Linked DNA regions of Homo sapiens: region 2 is linked to region 1. Evidence: chromatin contacts called from ENCODE Hi-C or POLR2A ChIA-PET data. All regions are on one chromosome and are shown on one strand. The core of a region is the stretch at or near the end of the contact, and the rest is flanking DNA. Distances in the headings are between cores, read along the strand shown. Region 1 has its middle 270 kb from the start of MEAT6. Region 2 has its middle 110 kb from the start of MEAT6.

What was found. Hi-C counts contacts between places; a loop is a spot of excess contacts on that map. ChIA-PET counts read pairs that join two places held with the same protein, here RNA polymerase II (POLR2A). Pooled maps may share reads with other maps.
Region 2: a pooled map shows a loop between it and region 1 (2.9-fold over the local background). The contact joins two enhancer-like sites. A Hi-C loop is called at or near these places in 1 of 168 maps with a recorded cell type or tissue (posterior cingulate gyrus) and 2 of 50 pooled maps. POLR2A ChIA-PET finds 5 or more read pairs at or near these places in 1 of 52 experiments (CD4-positive, alpha-beta T cell).

What each region holds. Positions count from the first base shown.
Region 1 is chr6:164,553,757-164,556,589 of GRCh38, forward strand. No RefSeq gene overlaps it. Among named protein-coding and RNA genes, the nearest start is that of MEAT6, 270 kb to the right of the region's middle. Within about 2 kb of position 1,400, at least 2 of the 41 ENCODE cell types and tissues checked have a DNase peak (open chromatin) inside an H3K27ac peak, as active enhancers do.
Region 2 is chr6:164,926,270-164,929,102 of GRCh38, forward strand. No RefSeq gene overlaps it. Among named protein-coding and RNA genes, the nearest start is that of MEAT6, 110 kb to the left of the region's middle. Within about 2 kb of position 1,467, at least 2 of the 41 ENCODE cell types and tissues checked have a DNase peak (open chromatin) inside an H3K27ac peak, as active enhancers do.

The DNA.
Region 1 (2,833 bases), core at 150-2,649:
ATGATAATGACTGTCAGGATGTGATAGTAATATCTGGCATTGTTGTAAGAGGTACAATCATAATTTCCCATTTTAGGGATGAGAAAACTAAGAATCCAGAGTTTAAATAGCTTGTCAAGCACATGCAGTCAAAGATGAGAGTGAAGTTTTCAGCAACTTTAAATGTGAGAGAAGGCATAGTGGATAGAAAGACAAAGTGTGGATGAAGATGAGCCAGTGCGTTGGTGGAAATTGGGTGATTGCAGCGAGAAAAAATTTCATAAGAATAAAAGTTGCTGAAGGATGGCTGTAAAATAAATATGTGTATAAACCATGCTGGCTCATTCTTATCCAAGGAAGTTGAGGGTAGTCATGAAAGCAGAGAGTAGGAGAAAAAGCAGAGACTTGTGAAATTTATGCCAAGGGAAGTAATCAGCAATTATTGTCATTGATTGTCCAGTAGAATTGTTTAAATGCTTGCTGTATAACTAAATCCTTACCATTCTTTGGAAGCATTTAACCCTTCCAATGCAAACAAGGGCAAAATGGATCAGTCAAATCAATTCCACAGTACTAGAGAATACATTAAAACAGGTTGATAAAAATGAGTAGTTAGGAAGCAGTTTCTTCATATTTTTTCTCTCTTCTGTGCCAAAGCAAGAAACAACGCCAATAGCATGCCAGAGAGGCTGAAATCCTTCCAAACCAATCTGGAAAACGCAAATGCTTTAGATAATAGGTGCACTCTAATTCAAATGCCTCAGGTTACATTAAAGAAACTTAACAGCAAATGGCAGTTGATTCTCTACCATTAAGGGTCTAATTAATTATCGAGTCTGTAAATCATTGAGGGCCCATGATTTTTTCTGGGAGCATGGAGCTTGAGCATCAATCAGATAGCACTTCCCCTAGAGGGAGAAGGAAACAATTATAATTAGTATATTTTGCATTTTGTGGAAAGTGCCTATAAGTAATCTGGTGGTAAAAATGGTGTGTTAGGCTGAAATAGCACCCAGAGTTCCACTGGTCCCTCAGAGCCATGCTCCCTGACAAGGGTGACAGACCATGCAGGGTTAGTGCTGGAATCCTGAGCAGTGGCTAGGAAGGAGTGGCCAGGCTGTGGCTTCCTCTCCCAGCCTGCTCTACTTGCTCCAGGCCCCCAAGTGTGTGCAACCTTTAGCTATTCTAGTCACACCAGGGAAGAGCTCCTGACCAAAGAGCTGCAGAAATAGAAATGAGTCAGAGCCCTATCCCTATGAGATGGAAGACAGCTAGGCACTAGGGGCACTTTAAAAACGTCTCTTCTAACAGAATTCGAACGAAATCTGCCATTTTCATTTTGTGCCTATCCTCAAATGCTCACTGCAGAAGTGGCTTTCTGGGACTGAACGGAGCAGCTGCTGCTTAGTAGGAAGGAGGGTGGAGGACTCCTTACTTGGCAGAAGCAGCCTGGTTCCCAGGTCCAAGTTATTGCTCCCCTCCCTGCCAAGGAGCCGTCTTTCTCCCTGCATCCAACAGGAAAACTGATTTGCAAAGCGAGGAGGGACACAGAGGTTGGCTCCGGGTTGCCAGGCTCCTCCACACAGGCCATTGCTTTGTTTCCCACCGCAGAGTTGGGATGCTCACTCATTTCATGATGACTCCTACAGTTCCATCCCCTTAGTGCTTCACAGGCAGCACGCTCTGTGTTTAAAGTATGGAAATGCAGCTTTCTCCTCCTCAAAGCTCTTGACGTTGTCAGGTCATAAAGCTAGAGATGCAGCTTCTATTTTGGGCATCAGTACACAGAATGCATCATATTTGTCCTCTTTATCTCATTGCTGTTAAGAGAAACATAAAGCATCATGAAAGGGTTCCTCCCTTTAGTATTTCTGTGCCTTTCCAAACAATAAGGATTCTGCTTTAAGCAATTCTAATCTTTGACATCTTAATAGTGTTTGTATCATCCTTTGCAAAAAGAAATTTCATGGATAATCCCATTTGATTCTCAAAGTAACTCTTTGGCCTAAGAAGGCAGGGTACTATTTTCAGTTTACTAACCAATCAATCAATCAATCCAAGCACAAGTTGCAGTTTACTATATCTGTAATTGAGAACATTTTCTTCCCCATTACTCCAGCCTCTTCTTCCCCAGGGGATCCTTATTTCTTCTTAGAGGCTTTTATTCCCATCCCAAATCCTATCAACCAGTCTTGAAAACACCGCGGTGGTTATAATGTGTCCATTTCCTCTGTGGCTGGGATTCGGATGCCATGTTTTGTGGGTGCTAAGTGAAACACGCTCTTCCTTTTCATCCCAGGTCTACTTCCTTGTCATTTATCACTTAGATTCTCAAACTGGTTTCCCTAGGTGCCAGTCTTTTCACATTATAACTTCCTGAATAACTATTTTTTTCTGAAGTATAGCTCTGATGATGTCACCCCTCAGCTTACAGGTTTTCAATAAATTCTGCACTTGCCCCTGAATGTATTATAAATTCTAGTATGTTATTTAAGGTCTTCAGTGATCTAATCCAAAGCTACATTCCTAAACTACAGTATCAACAACTAACTCAATAATACTGTTCCTACTACTAAGATTAGGTAATCTTTTATAGCACTTACTGGGTTTCAGGCCTTATAGATATTAACTCAAGAATTCTCAGAATAACATTGTAAAGACACTATATTAGTCTTCTGGGACTGCCATAACAAAATACTACAGACTGGGCTGTTTAAACAGCAGAAATACTTTTTTTAGAGTATTAGAAGTTGGAAGTCCAAGATCAAGGTGTTGGCAAGTTTGGTTTCTCCTGAGACCTTTCCCCTAGGCTTCTGAGGGCCGCCTTCCCTCTGGTCCTCACACGGTCTTTCAT
Region 2 (2,833 bases), core at 217-2,716, 370 kb after region 1:
ACCACACACACATCATACACACACTCACACCACACACACACACTCACCACACACTCACCTATACCTATACCACACACATACAACACTTCATACTCACACATGCCTACACTACACACTCACACACACACTCACATATACCTGCACCACACATTTACACAGAACATCATACACTCACACATGCATACACACACATATAACACAAGCTCACAACACCACACACACACTCTCACATGCCTACACCACACGTTCACACACAAGATACAGAGAGAAGAGTCTGGCGCCTGCTTCCTGACAAATGGTGCCTCCTTCTATTTGCTGATGAGTTTGAGGAAAACCTCCTTTCAGTTCAGCGTAATACGTTAATGTGGCAGCTTGATGCCATTAAGTACTTCTAGAACATTTTTGACTGTTATACTCAGTTAAAAGTCAATCTAACTATGGGGTCTAAAATTAGACACACGTCTATCTCATCATCTTCAGACACTGTCAATTTCTCATGATTTAACTTACATTGCCTTTTATTCTTTATATCTGCTCTTTTCTGTGTATTTTCTCATGCAAGTATCCCATACACCCTAAAAAGTGGATAAAAAGAAGAATCTTAACAAATGTTAGTATAGAAATGACAGGGTGAATCCATAGTACCATCTAGAGTCTTGGCAGATCATGACAATCTTTCTAATAAGCAAAGCATTCTTTTACTCTCCGAGAAATTTTGAGAGGTTTGAGAAGAAAAATAATGTATTTTCTTCATTTCATCAGTGTAGCTCTAAAGAATTAAATCTATGTATGCTGACAGTCATCACTCCTACAGAATCTTTTCATTTCCCAGAAACGCCTCTACTTTTCAATCATCAGACCACTAAGATATTGCTGAAAGTAATTGGGGTATTACAGGGCCTAGTTTTTACCATGTGAAATTCTATCCTAGACATCAATTTCTGATTATATATCCTGGAGAAAGAATATTTTAAAATGTTACATAAAAAATAATCTTATTAAATATGGGGAAATATTCAACTGGTTGTTTAAGCAAATGAACCTTAAATCAAAAATCGGGTTTGAGTGCAAAGTAAAGTGTGCTAAAGAAAAGCAAAGAAAGAAAGAAATACAAAGTGTGAATGATTTTTTTCATATGCTCCCCCGTTTCTGTTAAAATGCATTTCCTTATTTCGGGCAAGCTGGCTGTCCCTGGCAGTGTATCTGCCTGTTAGGAATATCTCCTTTTTGCAGAGTTGCCTAAAGCTATCAGTGGTCCCTGTTTCCTCTGAATTAATGTCATTGATAAGCGGTAAAAGGGAGAAATGTTGGCAATATATGATTATAGATTAAATGATGCAATTTCAGGGTCAGTTCTACAGAAAGCACTTATAAGACTCTGACAAGTGAAGATGAATGGAAATGAAGGAGTGCATTTTCAACAGAGCCTGGTGCCCGCCGGCTTCCAAGGCTCTGCTGCCATCTGCTGGCCGCGGCGAGGCACGGGCGTGCCCGGCCACACACTTGCTTCTGCTGTCTCTCATTAAGGGAACAGTTCTCATTTTAGGTCGCAGCTTACCTTCGGCATCCATAGACCTGTCAATTAGCCCTCTCCCTGTATTCTGATTCATTTCCAGCAGCAGACGTGCCAAAGACTGGCAGGAACTCAGGGAAATATATCCTGAGCACAGGTGGTATGTTGAATATGCCTTGGTGCTTTATTTGAACTAACCAACTGATACATTTAAACAATATAGGCATGAGACGGAGGGGGAAACTAGGAGACAGAACTGGCGATAAATTTGAGGTAATTATCTAAAATTGTTGCTTTACGATTTGTTTTCTTTGTCCCTATGCTGTCAATAAATGCATACGTTGCATTTTGACACTAACGTAATTTAGTTAAAATCCAGGAATGCGTTCGGCAGCTGCTTTTCCAAGTGTGCACACACAGCTTCTCTCAGGAACCAAGAGTCACTGCCTCCCCTCCTCTCCTTCCCATCTCAAGGGTGCTGGAAATAAATTTGATGCGGTAGGTCTAATTTTATTTTATTTTTTTAAATTGACTCAGTATTTGATTTCTCCCTAGAGACTCACTGCTACCTCTAGGTCGAGATGAGATTTCTGTCGTGCATTAAGCTAATTTGGATTGTGAATGAATACAAGTCCAGGAAGTCGATTCTGAGACCCGATACCCTGCGAGGGGAGTGCAGGATAAGCAGGAGACATTAATTAGCGCTGCCTTAAGCAGTTTTACCGACGCAGGCGGGACTGTGGTGGAGCACTGGAGATGCTGCGAGCCCTGAGCTGCCTTCACAGCCTTGTTGGGTGTGCTGCTGGATCACACTGCATGAGAAATGGAAGCAACCTATCTGTAAAGAGCCTGCAAACCTCAGGACGCTCTGGAAGCCAGTGGAATAATTACAGTGGGATGAGGCTGCAAGTCCCCTTGCTTCCTGAGCTGCATTCATGGCTGTGTGAAGGGGAGAAAGGAATACATTTGAGGTCTTTTCATGGAAGACACAGATATTTTAATGTTGCGATACCATCCAACAGGGTGAGCTGAGAGAACCAACACTAAGAGTTTCACAGATAGAACACCACTATTCCCTGTGTAAAACAGGAGGTAGGCAGGCGTAGGCCTCCCCTGGAAAACAATGTTTTAAGAGCTCATAAATACCTAGACGTCAAATCATCCTCGTTTCTAGTGTTTGTATAGATATTTCCAATAATATATTTAGTGGGCTCACTTTTTTATTTTGTGCATTTATCCTGGTTTATTGTTTATTTTTCCTGAATTATTGGCCAATGAATATTTATATTAGAACAGAAAAAAATATATTCTAAAATTAAT